Regions from separate parts of the Homo sapiens genome. Here region 1 is linked to region 2. A link is a loop called in an ENCODE intact Hi-C map of the cell type or tissue named here. Cell type or tissue: PC-3. All regions are shown on one strand.

What was found. Peaks named below come from ENCODE experiments on the same cell type or tissue, not always from the same donor. Only the 100,000 strongest peaks of a DNase experiment are listed, where the experiment ranks them.
Region 1: a loop joins it to region 2, with 2.5 times the contacts of the local background. A loop is called at or near these places in 2 of 110 quality-filtered maps.

What each region holds. Positions count from the first base shown.
Region 1 is chr4:26,564,634-26,572,633 of GRCh38, forward strand. No RefSeq gene overlaps it. Among named protein-coding and RNA genes, the nearest start is that of TBC1D19, 15 kb to the right of the region's middle. RefSeq lists an enhancer at 3,508-4,707. In PC-3, no CTCF peak of the experiment used is centred here; a DNase peak (open chromatin) is centred at 4,118; H3K27ac peaks cover 4,250 bases.
Region 2 is chr4:26,454,431-26,462,430 of GRCh38, forward strand. No RefSeq gene overlaps it. Among named protein-coding and RNA genes, the nearest start is that of CCKAR, 32 kb to the right of the region's middle. In PC-3, a CTCF peak has its summit at 4,934 (motif pointing right); a DNase peak (open chromatin) is centred at 4,961; H3K4me3 peaks cover 366 bases.

The DNA.
Region 1 (8,000 bases), 110 kb after region 2:
CATGTGACTGATAAAGGGCTTGTACTAGGTAGTCACAAAATAACAGATTTGCCATTTTGTGTGCATCCTTGCATTATTAACGTGATAGAGTTGGTCTATGATTTCTCTGCAACATCTTTTTTTTGTTGTTGTTCCACTTGGGAAGGTTGATTTAACTGAAATTTGAGCATACCTCTGTAAATCTACTTCCCCTGGCTGAAGCCCACGTGCCTCAAACTGCTGAAAGTGAAGTACATGTGGCTACCACTGTCAGCTCCTCATGGGATTCTTCCACCAGTACACCTCCCATGCTGAGTGGGCAACATGGCTAGAGAATAGGTGACTGAGTGTGGACCATGCTTCTAGTAAATAACAATTGTCCCCACCCAAATCTTATCTTGAATTGTAGCCCCCATAATTCCCATGTGTCGTGGGAGGGACCTGGTGAGAGGTAACTGAATCATGGGGGTGGGTCTTTCCCATGCTGTTCTCATGATAGTGAATAAGTCTCACAAGATCTGATGGTTTTATAAAGGGGAGTTCCCCTGCACACACTCTTTCTTGCCTGCTACCATATAAGATTTGACTTTGCTCCTCATTCACCTTCTGCCATGATTGTGAGGCCTCCCAGCCATGTGGAACTGTGAGTCCATTAAATCTCTTTTCTTTATAAATTACCCAGTCTTGGGTATGTCTTTATTAGCAGCATGAGAACAGACTAATACAATAATGAAGGCTAATTTCATTTTTTTAAGATAAATGCATATAAATAGAACTTCTAATCCTGATCCCACAGTCCTGTTTTAAAGACTGCTAATTCAGGTCAGTAGTTACGTAGTGGTTTAAAAGTTTCTTAATAGAATAGTTTAATTATGTGTTCAAGATTAGGTTATAGGCTGAGTGGGTGGCTCATGCTTATAATCCCAGCAGTTTGGGAGGCCCAGGTGGGAGAATCACTTGAGCCCAGGAATTTGAGACCAGCCTGGGCAACATAGTGAGACTCTGTATCTACAAAAACATTAGAAATTAGCTAGGCATGATGGCACATGCCTATATTCTCAGCTACTTGGGAAGCTGAGGTGGGAGGACCACTTGAGCCCAGAAGATTGAGGCTACAGTGAGCTGTGATCTCATCACTGCCCTCCAGCCTGGGTGACAGAGTGAGACCCTGTCTAAAATAAATAAATAAGTAAATAAAAGATTAGGTTCTACTAGCAGGGCCAAAAAGGCTACTCCAAAAGGCCAGCTTCCTACACCAAGAAGCCTGCTTCTCTCTCTTGGCTCTCTGTCCCCATGGTAGATTTTCTTCTTGGGCTGGCATCTTCCAGTAAGGTGGGATGTTTTCAGAACAATTCTCTTGGTTCAAAACTGCCTTTTCCTTTCTTTCTTAAGTTTATGTTGTCCTTGTGACTTAAACCATGTGTAATCTTTATAGTCCCATTAAAAAACTTCTGGCAGCTTTTATGTGTGGCTAAAACTTTATCTTTGAAAAATAGACTTTTACTTTTCTTTGCTGATTACTCTGGAACTATCCCCATTGGGCTACTATAAGCTCTGGCAGTGTTGAGGGAGCCATTTAAAATTAAAGTCATTTTTTCCTTCCTGAGCTTAATAGATACCTATTTATGCAAAGACAGAGAAAGGATCTTTGCATTTCCAGGAAATGGGGAAGATCATGAGACTGTGTAAATATGGTTTGAGGCAGAACTGTGACTAATAGAATTTTGTTCCATTCAGGAAATAAGAAAACAACATGAGGAAGGTAAAGAGCAAATTATGAATAGATTTCTGCTTAATAAGATGTCCAAAGAATTAGACAAGGAACATTAAGCCCCATAAGAAGAAGGAAGAGTAATCTGACCTGTTGAAGTTACTGGGAAATAGGCCAGGTTTATCTTTAAGCATCCAGTCTTGCCCTGTTATTGGTAATGATCTCTAATACTTTTATAGCCCTTTGAAATTTACATAGAGCTTTTCTCGCTGGTGGCGTCCTTCTTCCTACATTCTTCCCTGGCTCCTGTGGGCTTTCATCACATCTGATCTCAGAAATGCATTTGCTTAACTCATTCCTAATAAGCAGCTTCAAATCCTTTTTGTAAGAAGACAGGGTCAAATAAAAAAAAAATCATTCAACAAAGGAAAGAATGGCTGATAATGTTAAATGTGTGACCTTTCCAGAGGCATTTGTATTTTATCAGAAGATAAGTTAAACAGATGAATCTCTAATTCTATAAGTAAGGCAGTAGGAGAGATTTTTCTGGAGGGAAGGGAAAACATAACACTCGGAAGTGTCTTATTTTAGATCCCTGAAATAATTTCACATTTAGGAAGCCATTTTGCTTACTGGCAAGGTATTTCTCTTTCCAGCTCTGCATAGCTGATAGCATACACTCCTTAGATTGGTTGAATTTAATTTTGAGTCCAGATTTTCAAACCATTCAAAAATATAAAATCTCAGAATTTTAGAGATTTTGGGAATCTTACCGTTATTGTGGTGAAACCCCTTATTTTATAGATAAGAAATCGAGAACAAGAAATTCTAAATCATTCTGATTAGTCAGATCCGCAAGATCCAAATGCTTTAATAAGGAAACTGAAAATCGGAGGACTAAATGTTTAGCTGACCAAGAAAGTCTCTTGAGATATGTTGTTATTTAGACCTACAGGCAGAGCATAGTGTAGTTTTTTTGTTGTTGCTCCATAAAGGTAACAGAACTACGTCTGAGCAGTAGGAGATGTTACTACTCCAATGCCTATCAATTTGTTATTTTCATCTGTATAATCATTACCTTCTGTCCCTAGGTTAATCGGTATTTCATTATTACTTGCATTAATTTTTTTTTTTTTCTTCCCGAGACAGAGTCTTGCTCTGTCGCCCAGGCTAGAGTGCACAAGTGTGATCTCGGCTCACTGCAACCTCTGCCTCCCAGATTCAAGCAATTCTCCTGCCTCAGCCTCCTGAGTAGCTGGGATTACAGGCATGTGCCGCCATGCACAGCCAATTTTTGTATTCTTAGAGACAGGGTTTCACCATGTTGGCCAGGTTGGTCTCAAACTCTTGACCTCCTGATCCACCCGACTCGGCCTCCCAAAGTTCTGGGATTCCAGGCATGAACCACTGTGCCCAGCCCCACATTAATCTTTTATATTGTAATTATCTCATATTTATGACACTTAATAGATAGAAGAATACTAGAAAAGTCAACTGATGCTTTTTAATAATGGATTCTTCCATCACATTAGCAAATATCTCCTTTCTTACAATATGGTATTGTTGAGCTGCTGGACTTCTTGTTAGCTTTACAGCATCATAGAGTTTATTTTATTGAGATAGAGTCTTGCTCTGTCACCCAAGCTGGAGTACAGTGGCAGAATCATGGCTCACTGCAGCCCTTGACCTCCTGGGCTCAAGTGATCCTCTCACCTCAGCCTCCTGAGTAGCTGGGGGTACAGCTGTGCTACCACACTCAGCTAATTTTTTTTTTTTTTTGTATTTTTTGTAGAGATGTAGTTTTGCCATTGTGCCCAAGCTGGTGTCAAATTCCTGGGCTCCAGTGATCCTCTCAAAGTGCTGGGATTACAGGCATGAGCCACTGCGCCCAGCCCGTCATAGATTTTTGATGGAAGATCTTGAAAGATCATCTTGTCTAGCCACATCATATTTTCAAATGAGACACAGACCCAAAGGGTTATACCCCTAATTTGCAGCAGAGCTGACATGAGAGCCTGATTCCCTTAATCCAAGTCCAGGTCTCTGTCTGCCATATCACAAGACACCATTCTATCAGCTCAGAAGCCTTTGGTGGCTCCGGAAAGACATTTATTCCATATACTTCAAACCTAGGGAATATTGACTAGCATGATTTCGTCAGAATAAATTCATTCCGGAAGAGAACAGGAGACTTAGCAGTTCTTTCCCAATCTTCATGAGATCACAGGAAACAATCTTAGATGATGTGTTTGATTTTTCCTTTCAGCTGTTTTTTGTTTTGCTTGGCCTCATGAGGAAGGAAAACACTTAGCTGAATGATAAAGCCATTAAAGTCTTAATCATCTATTTGTTTAATGTTTTCCTCAGTATTTTCATTTTGTGTTTAAAATTCAGAAGCTCATTTTAAGGAGCAAAGGTTACACGCAAGATTAAGATCAAAGAATTCCTAATAATACTGACTGAGAAACCAAGATCCTAGTCTTTAGAGTAACCATTCTTTCTGAGAAAAGCTGATGACTCATGCTGATTGTAGAAGTTTGTAATATGCCATGAAAATTGAGCACTTAAAATTCAAAGATTTCCTTGGATGCATCTACTCTGAATCATCTGGAGGAAAATTGAATAAAAACAAAACCAAAACCAAAAAACCAAACCAAACAGTCAATTGTCTGGGTATTTTAGCCACATAATGGCAAACATATAGCTATTTGTAAATATCATATGACTGCCTGAATTTTTTATAATCTAGATTTCTAGTCATGAACCCAGTAAAATCTGTATTATCATCAAATAACAATTTATTTCTACACAGACTACAATTGAAAATTTAAGCCACAGATTTTGATGATTACTGGCTTAATAAATGAACATAGCTTAGTTAGATATGAAATAGCACAACTCATATAATCAAAAATTAGTTGAAGGGAAAATATCATGTAAAAGAAAGGGCTGAAGCAATCTAGCTGCAACTTTTAATCAGAAGCTAGCATACTGTCAGCATAATGAGATGTATTATATATGTAAATGCTCATTACGATAACAATTTTAAAATTTCAGTATAATGGCAGGGTCTCTAGAACACTAAGCCTTGAGCTCTACTGATTACTATTAGGAGGGAATATTCACACATCACTTTTATTTATTTATTTTTTTTGAGACGGAGTCTCGCTCTGTCTCCCAGGCTGGAGTGCAGTGGCGTGATCTCTGCTCACTGCAAGCTCCGCCTCCTGGGTTCACGCCATTCTCCTGCCTCAGCCTCCTGAGTAGCTGGGACTACAGGGGCCTGCCACCACGCCCGGCTAATTTTTTGTATTTTTAGTAGAGACAGGGTTTCACCGTGTTAGCCAGGATGGTCTCGACCTCCTGATCTTCTGATCCGCCCTCCTCGGCCTCCCAAAGTGCTGGGAGTACAGGCGTGAGCCACCACGCCCAGCCCACCCATCACTTTTAGTTTTAAGGATTCACACTCATCTGTCTGGGAGATTTGCAAAGAAATCCCCGGTGCCCTGAAAACAGGAGAAAAAAACCTACTAAAGCAGGAGATTGTACCAAATGAGAAAGGTCTGGTTTTGTCCACATTTATTCATCGGTCTGCTCATAGCTACTTAACCTTTCATCACTAGAACCTGGGGCTTTGTTTTCTTTGTTTTTTATTTGTTCACACAAGCAGTAACTACCTTTATGTACGTACTATTTGGATGATGAAAATAATTTAATGTAGCTTGGCCCAGCCTTGTTGAATGTCATCACCTCAGAGACAACCCCTGACCACTCAACCCACATATCAGACTTTACTCCATCATCAGGTTTCATTTTCTTCAAAACAACCATGGTTATCTAAACTGGTCACCTTAAAAAAAATTCAGTTATGTGTTTACAGTCCATTTCCTCCACGGGGTATAAGCATAATAAGATCAGGTTCTTTGGCCATCCTGTTTGCTGCTGAATCCCCAGTGTCTAGGACAGAGCATGGCACGTGAAAAATATGTGTTAATCCATATTTAATCCATATTTAATCCAAAAAAATATGTGTTAAGTGAATATTTGAGTGTCTAAAGCACATAGCCTTAATTAGATCTCTTTCCTCTAGAACACTAAGTTCAAAGTTGCCATCAAGGGTTACATGGAAAGAAAGTCCTATTAAGTATAAGACAAACAGAGACATTGGAAAAAAGAAGACTGAATAAAATAAGCAGAGCCAGTGCATGAAAGGATGTAAAAAATAAAATTAGCACCAAATGATTTTACAGGTAAATATTCAAAGGACAGCAAAAAGATTAAAAAGTAGAAATAAAGTAGAGGGAAAAAAAGTCAGCTATTGGTACAAAGGTTTTAACTGCAGGATTGGGATGCTTCCTGCAATGATCTTTAAGAGTTAGAATCCTGGACAAGTCAGAAGGACAGAGGATAAGAATTTCTGGCACAAGAAATGAGTCATTGGAAATAGATGGCCCTGATTCAAATCCAAGTTCTCCCATTTTCTTCCATGTGATCCATGGTAAGTCACTTAGTTTCCTCAGCTGTTGGCTTACTCAGTGAAAACTGCTATAACAAAAATACCTTAGACTGGATAATTTATAAACAACAGAAATTTATTTTTCACGGTTCTGGAGGCTCTGAAGTCCAAGATCAAGGTGCCAGCAGATTTGGTTTCTGGCGACTTTCTGATTCGTAGATGGGAACTTCCAGCTGCATCCTCACATGATATAAAGGACAGTGTCTCTCTGGGGCCTCTTTTATAAGAGTATTAATCTCATTCTTGAAGGCAGAGCCCTCATAACCTAATCATCTCCCAAAGGCCCCATCTTTTAATACCAATATCTTGGTGATTAGATTTCAATGTTTGAATTTTAACAAGACACAAATAATCAGACCATAGTAGCTGTAAAGTCTAGATAATTCTGAGATAAGGCCTAAAGGAGATATACATGTATTTCTCATTGAATGTTCAATACCGTTACCCTTTATTATGTATTTTTCAATTAATAAACAGGGTGCTAGTGAGAAAAGCTCTCTTGCCTTCCTTCCACAACTAGGTTACTCTTGAAGTCAAAGGAGTGGAAGTTTGTGTAGAATTTCAGCAACCACCTACAGGTACGTCTTGTACCATCTCTTTTCCTCACTATTAAACACTAGAGTTTGCATTAGAACCCTACATCTAGAATGGAAAATAAGAACTAATAAGGGTAAGGAGTTCTACTTATAAGCTCTGTACAGAAAAATATAACTCATCACCAAAGGTTCACCTACATCTTGTGCTGTTTTCACCATAATGTCTAGATACTTCATTTGTGACATTTAGCACCTGCAACTGTGTCTATGTGTTTTTATAACCTGTTCTCCTGGGGCAAATTCTTCCAGTGCAGAGGTCTGTCTTACTCATTGTTATGGACTGAATTCTCTCCTCCAAAGATTCATACATTGAAGCCCCAACCCCCAATATGACTATTGGGAAACAGGGCCTTTAAAGAAGTAATTAAAGTTAAATGAGTTCATAAAAGTGGGACCCTAATCCAATAGGAATGGTGTCCTTATAAGAAGAGATACCTGGAGTGCTCATGCCCACAGGTAAAAGGTCACGTGAGGATACATTAAGAAGGCAGCTGTCTGTAGGCAAGGAGAGAGGATTGAGGAGAAACTAATCCTGATAGCATCACGGTCTTAGACTTCTAGCCTCCAGAACTATGAGAAATAAATTTCCATTGCTGAAGCCACCCAGGCTGTGATACTTTGTTATGGCAGCCCTTGCAGACTAATACAATCATCTATGGTGAATATGGTAGACTGACACTCAGAATCCCTTCCAACCTCCTTCCCGCGCCTGGTTCTGTACTGCCAGAGAGCTTACAATGTTCTCTTTCAGATATCTGCACTGCCGTGTTTACTGCATGACTATTCACAACAGCCAAGAAATGGAATCAACCTAATTGTCTGTCAGTAGATGAATGAATAAAAAATTTGGTATATATACACACAAGGGAATATTCTTCAGCTATAAAAAAGAATGAAATCCTGTCACTTGTGGCAACATGGATGTACCTGGAGGACATAATGTTAAGGGGAATAAGCCAGGCGCAGAAAGACAAATACCACATGATTTCATGCAAAGGTGGAATCTAAAGAAAGTTGACCTCGCAGAATTAGAGAGTAGAATAGTGGTTACCAGAGGCCAAGGCGGGGAGGGGGTCAAGAGATGGGGAAAGATACATAGTAAGAAAGAGTTCTGGATTTCTATTGCATAGTAAGGTGACTATAGCAAGTAACAATGCATTGTGTATATTTCTTTTTTTTAAATTTTATTTCCATAGGT
Region 2 (8,000 bases):
AATGCATCTACAATGTAGTGCAACTCAACAGTTAGAAGAATAAACTACTGAGACATGCAATAGTCACACTTATCTCAAGTGCACTGTGCTAAGTGAAAGAAGCCACACACAAAAGGCCATGAACTCTGAGTCCATCATATGACCCAGGAAAGGCAAAAGTTGAGGGACAGACATCAGAGCAATGGTTTTCAGGGACAGTGGAGAAGAGAGGATTTAGTATAAAGAGGCTCCAGGGAACTTTTTGCAGTGAGGGAAATACTCTATATCTTCAATATGGCCATGGTTATACAACTATATGTGTTTGTCAAATGCATAGAATTATGCACCTAAAACAATTTAATTGTACCTAAATGATACCTCAATTGTGAATGATTCCTCAATAAATCTATTTTTTTTAAGTGAAGGAATGCCAAAACAGGGTTCTCAAAAACTATGTATATTTTAAATGTTTACTTTTTACAAATCAACACTTTCATCACACCCAGTTTAAAAACAATGATGGCTTATATCCTTATTTGGGTGTAGTATCAAAGGCCTACATTGTAGCCTTGTGTGAAAGGGAGATCTAGGCTGACCACCCTGCGATCCCACCCTGTCACAGTCTCTTGCTAGAGGACCTGTCAGTTATGGTCAAGGACTCCTGTTGGATGCCCCGTACCTTGGAGATACCTGCCTTCAGTCAAACCTTAGTGGCCTCACCTGGATGGCTACCTAAAAACTAGGGGGCAGGAGGGCTGGGCCCTGGGCACCCTTCCCCTGCTGATTTGTGTTAGACCGGCATCTTCATGTTCAAGGTTCCTTCTCAAGCAGCTCCTATATGCTTCAGCTTTGCCCTGGGCTTTGAGGTTAGTGTGTGTGTGTGACCCTTGTGCATGGCTGTGGCCACTTCTTCTGGGTCTCTGGATGCTGATTTCCACCTGTATGGCCAGTACCCACCACCCTCACAGACACCTCCAGAAGAAACATCCATCTCATTCACTCTCTCTCTTTTTCTCTTTCTTATTTCTCTCCTATTTTGCCAGCCCTGGATCTGTCATATTTCCAAAAGGATTTAAATGGTGGGTTCTCTTGATTCCCTAGTCTCTAACTGAGCCTTTTAAGGCACTGGGCAAAGCTTCAAGTTTGGGAAACAGAAATCAAAATTCTGCAATTAGGTGTCTGGGAGTGATGGGGAGAGGGGAAAATCCTACTTCCATCCTTTGGATCCTGGACCTGAGTATTCTAGCTCTTGGGAATACAGTTGCATGTTGTGGTCTTTGACTCAGAGCTCATGCCACATCCTGAAGGACAGCTCCCCAGCCCCATAGGGCGGGTGCTTAAACTGTCATTTTAGCTCAACCACTACCAGTCCGTGCCATCATTCTATTACAGCAGCTGCTTCCAGGTGATGCAGGTTTATGGTAGGGCCAGTGGATCCCATGTTTGGGTACCCACTGCCATGCCTCTTGGCCACAAATAGATCTCTTGATCTGAAGCAATCATAGGCAGGTTCCCATGTCCTGGGTGGTGGTGCCAGCAAGGATACTGTTGGCAGTGAAAGCAAACTTATATCTGATATAGACGTCAATTCCAGAAAAGCAAATCGCAACCTCTTCCAGGGTAAAGGAAATCTGGGGAAATCAACCTGTCACCGAGGTTCCATAATCTCATCCACAGCATCTGCCTTTTATTTTTATTTTAATTTTTTTTTTTTATTTTTTGGGGGGGACGGAGTTTTGCTCTTGTCGCCCAGGCTGGAGTGCAATGGAGCAATCTCGGCTCACCACAACCTCTGCTTCCTGGGTTCAAGCGATTCTCCTGCCTCAGCCTCCCGAGTAGCTGGGATTATAGGCACACACCACTGCGCCCAGCTAATTTTTGTATTTTTCGTAGAGATGGGGTTTTACCATGTTGGCCAGGCTGGTCTCGAACCCCTGACCTCAGGTGATCCACCCACCTTGGCCTCCCAAAGTGCTGGGATTACAGGCATGAGCTACCACGCCTGGACAGAATCTGCTTTTTAGAACCCTTCTGGTCCCAATGGTCTTAGCCTTGCTTCCCTCAAAAAGCAGAGCCTGAGACAACAGCTAGCAGGCAGTTTATTTTGGGCATGCTCCCAAGAAACAGTAGTGGGAGACTGGGAATAGTGTTAAAAAAAAAAAAAGGAGAGAGAGAGGCCACATAAAGGTGCATTATCCAGCTGATCACTACTGTGGGCCACTGAGTTTGACTCCACAGGGGACCACCTTGGGAGACATGTGTATGCAGCTAGAATTGCCTCCTGGAGGAATGAAAGGGGGTGGCATTTACTCACTAGATTTGTCCTCCATTGGCTGAGGGATTCATCGGGGGCTAACTCCCTCACATTTTCCATTTTGCAAAAGATGTCAGAATGACATCTCTTCACTCTCTAGAATCTCTAGAAACAGCCTCCTTGACCTATGCTGCCACGTTGTCACCAGCTCGAGGGAGGCAGGGATATGGGGAGGGGATGCCCTGTGGGCTGCAAAACTCTACAGAGGGGCTGGATAATGAGCGCACATGTGTCTTCAGTGGGGAGGAATTTAAAGTGATGTACTCAATATGACTGTCTCCATCATCCAAGGAAACACACACACACTTCACTGGGGACCCGTGTAGACACACTGTAGGCCGTCATTTTCCTTTCTCATCAGATAGCACATGCTCTTCTGAAAGATTATTTTCTATAAGCCACACAGTTGGAAGGAAACTCCACCCTTCATCCACAAAGACTGGTTTGGTCCTGGGATCCACCCTCCACCTCCTACTCAGTCCCTCCCACCCAACTCTTGCAGGTAATAGGTAACGCTGGTTTCTTACTATATCCAGGCAAATTCTTTAACAGCCTGGACTCCACAGCCACACTGCCTGGGATCTTTGCTGGTTCTGCCATTTGCCAGCTGGATGACCTTGGACAGGTTACCTAACCTCTCTGAGCCTCATTTCTTCATCTTTAACATGAGGATCATAGCAGTACTTCTTAGGATCTTTGCAAAGATACATTGAGATCACATATGAAGAAGCACTTTTCTCTGGTTCCTCGAAAATGCCAAGGGGCCCTCACCCCCAAGCCTTCATGCCCACTTTTCCTTTTGCTTGAATTGCTCTTCCCAGATCTCCTCATGGTGGACTTCCTCACTTCACTCAGGTGTCACCTCTCAAAGACGGCCAGCCTAAGAATTCTCTCTCCTCCAGCGCCCTAGCTCATTCACTCTTCTCTCATTCCCTGCTTTATTTTCCATGTAGCGCTTGCAGCTCCTGCATTCGTGTCCTTGTTTATTGTCTTTCTCACCCACCAGACGGCAAGACCCAGGAGGATGGAAACATCTGTCTCCACCACTGTATTCCCAGAGCTAAGAATAGTGTCTGTAAAGGCCCCAAATATATTTACTGGATGAATTTATAGAATAAATAAGTTCCATGGGGACTTCCCAGCAGGTCAGTTGGGTTGAGGGGATGAGGGGTTTGTCTTCCCTACTGGTGAGAAGTTGTCCAAGGGGCAACCATTAAACACACATACATACACACATACGTACATGCACACATATGCACACAGACCTGTTCCTAGGGACAAACATTAATTCTCAGAAAGTTTAAATCTACTTTCAAGGAAAGAGGACACTTCCTGGACTACAACAGAGTCTGCCTGCCTGCCCCTGGCAGAGTGAGCTTTTAGTGATTCTGTGAGGCAGTGGCCACTCCGGTCAGTCTAAAAAAACCAGCAGCCAGGCGTTGAGTGTATAAACATCAGGGCCCATTCCAGAACCATCAGCTTCTTGATGGCCATTCCTGAGCCACACTGGGTCTTGCAAGAATCTTTGAAATTGAAGCTGTCTGTTTGCTTATATGTCTGTGTGGTTTTCTCTGCTGCGGTCTGTGTGTGTTTTCCTTCTGCTGCACTCAGAGGAAAGTTGGGCCAGACTTTCCTTTAAATACGCAGTGTGGGGTAGGGGGCAGTGTGAAGGCAGCTGTTGTTCTCCTTTGCAAGTTCCCCACATGTCAGTTGCAGATATTTAAAAAGCACAGGAAGCATGCGTGTGTGTGCACGCGCACACACACATACACACACATACACACCAGTTTTTTTGGTGGGGAGTGGGGTAGGGGGACTTCTGGCGTATGCTTTTGAGTGGGCAGTATGCTCTTGAGTGCCAGGATTTTCTGAATCTCCACATTCCAGGCCTGACCATCTTCAGGAGACCTTCTCCATCTTTCAACCTCAGTTTGCTTCTTCCCAGACTCACAGTCTATGAAGGAGTAGCATCAAACCCAGCAGAAACAGCACATCTATCAAAGGAGGCTGTCACAGAATTTACTGGTTAGAAATTTCATTGAGCTCTAGTTTATAAACTAAGCTTTTTTTTTTTTTTTTTTTTTTTTTTTTTTTTGCAGGAATGCTCTGGGGGGACATATATATTTTAGAGGTTAAATTATATATATATATACATCAAATGTAACCTTTTAAAACACTATTAATGCAAAAACAGTAGTTTCCGTTCATTCTTTTGAAAATGGAATACTACTGTCAAGTCTTTTTTTTTTCTTTTTTGACATGAAGTCTCACTCTGTTGTCTAGACTGGAGTGCAGTGGTGCGATCTCAGCTCACTGCAACCTCTGCCTCCCAAGTTCAAGTGATTCTCCTGCCTCAGCCTCCTGAGTAGCTGAGATTACAGGCATGCACCACCACTCCCAGGTAATTTTTTTTTTTTTTTAAATAGAGACGAGGTTTCACCATGTTGGCCGTGCTGGTCTTGAACTCCTGACCTCAGGTGATCCGCCCGCCTCGGCCTCCCAAAATGCTGGGATTACAGGCGTGAGCCACTCCGCCTGGCCTCAAGTCTTTACGGTAGATTATGTTTCCACAATTTTCTGCAAATGTTTTCCGTTTTACGCAGGTAGTTAAAATTTAAACATATGCCGGTAAGGCTAATTTTAAGTGTTAGCCAGTAGATGGCAGTAAGTTTGAACTTGGTCTGGGAAATGGCTTTTCGGTAGTTTGATGTAACAGAGCACACAAGTCAGCCTGAGCATAGCATAGGCTTAAAGGTAAACAGCTTTCGACAAAAACGAACTGAAACGTGGCCACCAATTATGATCTTTGTAATGAGCATCTTTGTAAAGTCCGCTTGCACTTCTATACTTCATGGCATTTATTAAGAAATCTATACTGAAGGCCCACTTTGTGCCAGGAGGGGCGGTTGTAGCACACAGGATTGTTGCCATTATGAAAGTTACATTTTAGTACAATCACTTCATTTGTCATCCCAATACAAATGGTCTCTAAATGACCTTTCGAAGCAGGTGTATTGAGGTGCAAAGCGAAGTTGTTACAGAGAGGTTTTTAAAAACGTTCTTTATTGGCTCTCCCAACAATCCCATATGGGTATAGTCATCAAGAATGAAAAGCAGATCCTGTGGCTCACTAAAATGACTTCTGCATGAACTAAGAGAAGAAAGTTTAGTTTCCAGAAGGTTGGATCATCTCTTAGATATGAAAAAACAAACTTTTATGATTCCTTGAGCTCAGAGTTGATGAATCGGCACGGACAGGTCTGGATAATGTTTCAGAGGCTTGGAAGAATGTGTCCTCTTGTTCTTCTGTCTCTAGGGCTTGCTTATGGGGTGGATAATTCAGACAGGGGGATGCCTTCCACAGTCAGAATCCTGTTCTGCTGTGTTTTTCAGGTGCAGCAGGTGGTCCAGGAGGATTGCCAAGGACCAAAGGCACCTCTCCCAGGATGCTGTGATGCTGGTGGCCAAGCCAACCAGGCTCAGGTTCCCCTTGTGCGTGATGCTACTGGAACCTCCTAGCCCCAGCCGATTAGTCCAGCGTGGGCGTCTGATGGGGCAGCTTTCAATTCACTGGAAGCCCAGCTTGGAGTGGCAGGTGTCTGAAGAACAGCAGATGGATTGGCAGCAAAGTGTGGAGGCCCAGGCACCAAGCCCCAGGCGGGGAGAGGGTTGGGGTTCAAGTGAGTGTTCAGGACAGTACGAAGGACACGAGACCCTCGACTGCAGCAGGCTCAACCTACTCCAACTTTCTCCTTGATAAGAATCCCCTGGGGGAGGGCGGACACAATGGCTCACGCCTGTAATCCCAGCACTTTGGGAGGCCAAGGTGGGTGGATCATGAGGACAGGAGTTGGAGACCAGCCTGGCCAACATGGTGAAACCCTGTCTCTACTAAAAATACAAAAATTAGCTGGGTGTGGTAGTGCATGCCTGTAGTACCAGCTACTTGGGAGGCTGAAGCAGGAGAATGGCTTGAACCCTGGAGGCTGAGGTTGCAGTGAGCCAAGATCGTGCCACTGCACTGCAGCCTGGGTGACAGAGGGAGACTCCATCTCAAAAAAAAAAAAAAATCCCTTGGGAAAGGTGGTGGTGCTGACTACATATACAGATAACCAGGCCTTTCCCCCAGAAGTTCTGCTTTAGTGGTCTGGGGTGGAGCTTGACTTTCTTTATTTCTTTTTTTTAATTTATTTTTTTCCCTTCAAGACAGGGTGTTGCTCTGTTGCCCAGGCTGGAGAGCAGTGTCACTATCTTGGCTCACTGTAACCTCCACCTCCACCTCCCAGATTCAAGTGATTCTCCTGCCTCAGCCTCCTGAGTAGCTGGGATTACAGGCACACACCACCACACCCAGTTAATTTTTGTATTTTTAGTAGAGATGGGGTTTTGCCACGTTGCCCAGGCTGGTCTCGAACTCCTGGCCTCCTGTGATCTGCCTGCCTCGGCCTCCCGAAGTGCTGGGATGACAAGTGTGAGCCACTGCACCGGGCCTCTGAGTTTCTTTATTTCTAACATGATGGGGCTGGTCCTTGGACCATACTGAGTAATAGGGGCTTTGATTCCCTTTCAGCTCTCGATTCTACAACGATTCATGTCACTGAAATGACTCTGGTTTTCTATGTAGTAGGGAAAGAATGTTGGATGTCAACATTTCTGTAGGCATCTGTCTTGTGACTGCCTTGCTATTAACCCTTTACAAAAGCTATCTCATTTAATCCTCTCCACACTCAACCCTGTGATTGCCTTATTATCCCCATCATAGATACAATCAAAAGAGGATCAGAGAGCTTAAGTAATTTGCCTGAGTTGAACAGTAAACAGGTGAAGGAGGTGAAGGATTTGGGATTCGAACCAACGTCAGGCTGGCCTAATGCTCATTAATTACTTACTTATCTAATTACTTACTCTATACCGAATTATTTAAAAATCTGTAGGTTGTGTAGGGGGGCGGCTCATGCCTGTAATCCCAACACTTTGGGAGGCCAAGGTAGGAAGATTGCTTGAGGCCAAGAGTTCAAGCATCAACCTGGCCAATGTAGCAAGACGCCATCTCTATAAAAAAAAATCTATGAACTAAATGCTATAGCAGGCACTGGGGACATAAGATGAGCAGAATAGATGAGGCATTGGCCCTTGTGGAGCTACCAGCTTATCAGGAAACGTGGGTATTTAAATAAGAAATGCCACCACAGAGCGAAAACAGATCTGAAACCTTCCACTTATCACCGTGTCCATTGCTGCCGTCTGGTCCTTGTCTCCCTCATCTCTTGCCTAAAGGACTGCAATGATTTCCTCGCTTTCTGTTTTGTCTAGAATATTCTTCCCCAGCTCTTTATGAGGCTGGCCCATTCCTGCACTCCAACCTCACCTGCTCTGTGAGGCAGTGTGTGGGGTAGCGGGTGACAGCGTGACTCGTGGTGCCAATACCTGGGCCTGCCTTCCAGCTCTTCTGCTTTTCAGCTGTGTGAAGCAGGGCAGGTTACTTCACTTCTCTAGGTATCACTTTTCTCACCTGTAAAAGGGGCAGTAACAGCTTCTACTCCGTAGGGTCGCTGTGAGGATTAAGTGAGTTAATATACATGAAGTTCTTAGAATGGTGTGTGTCAAAGCGTAAGCAGCATAGAAACTTCTGTCACTGTTATTCCCTACCCACCCTGCCTACCTGTGGCACACCCTCTTCCATTCAAGTGTACCACACCACACTGTT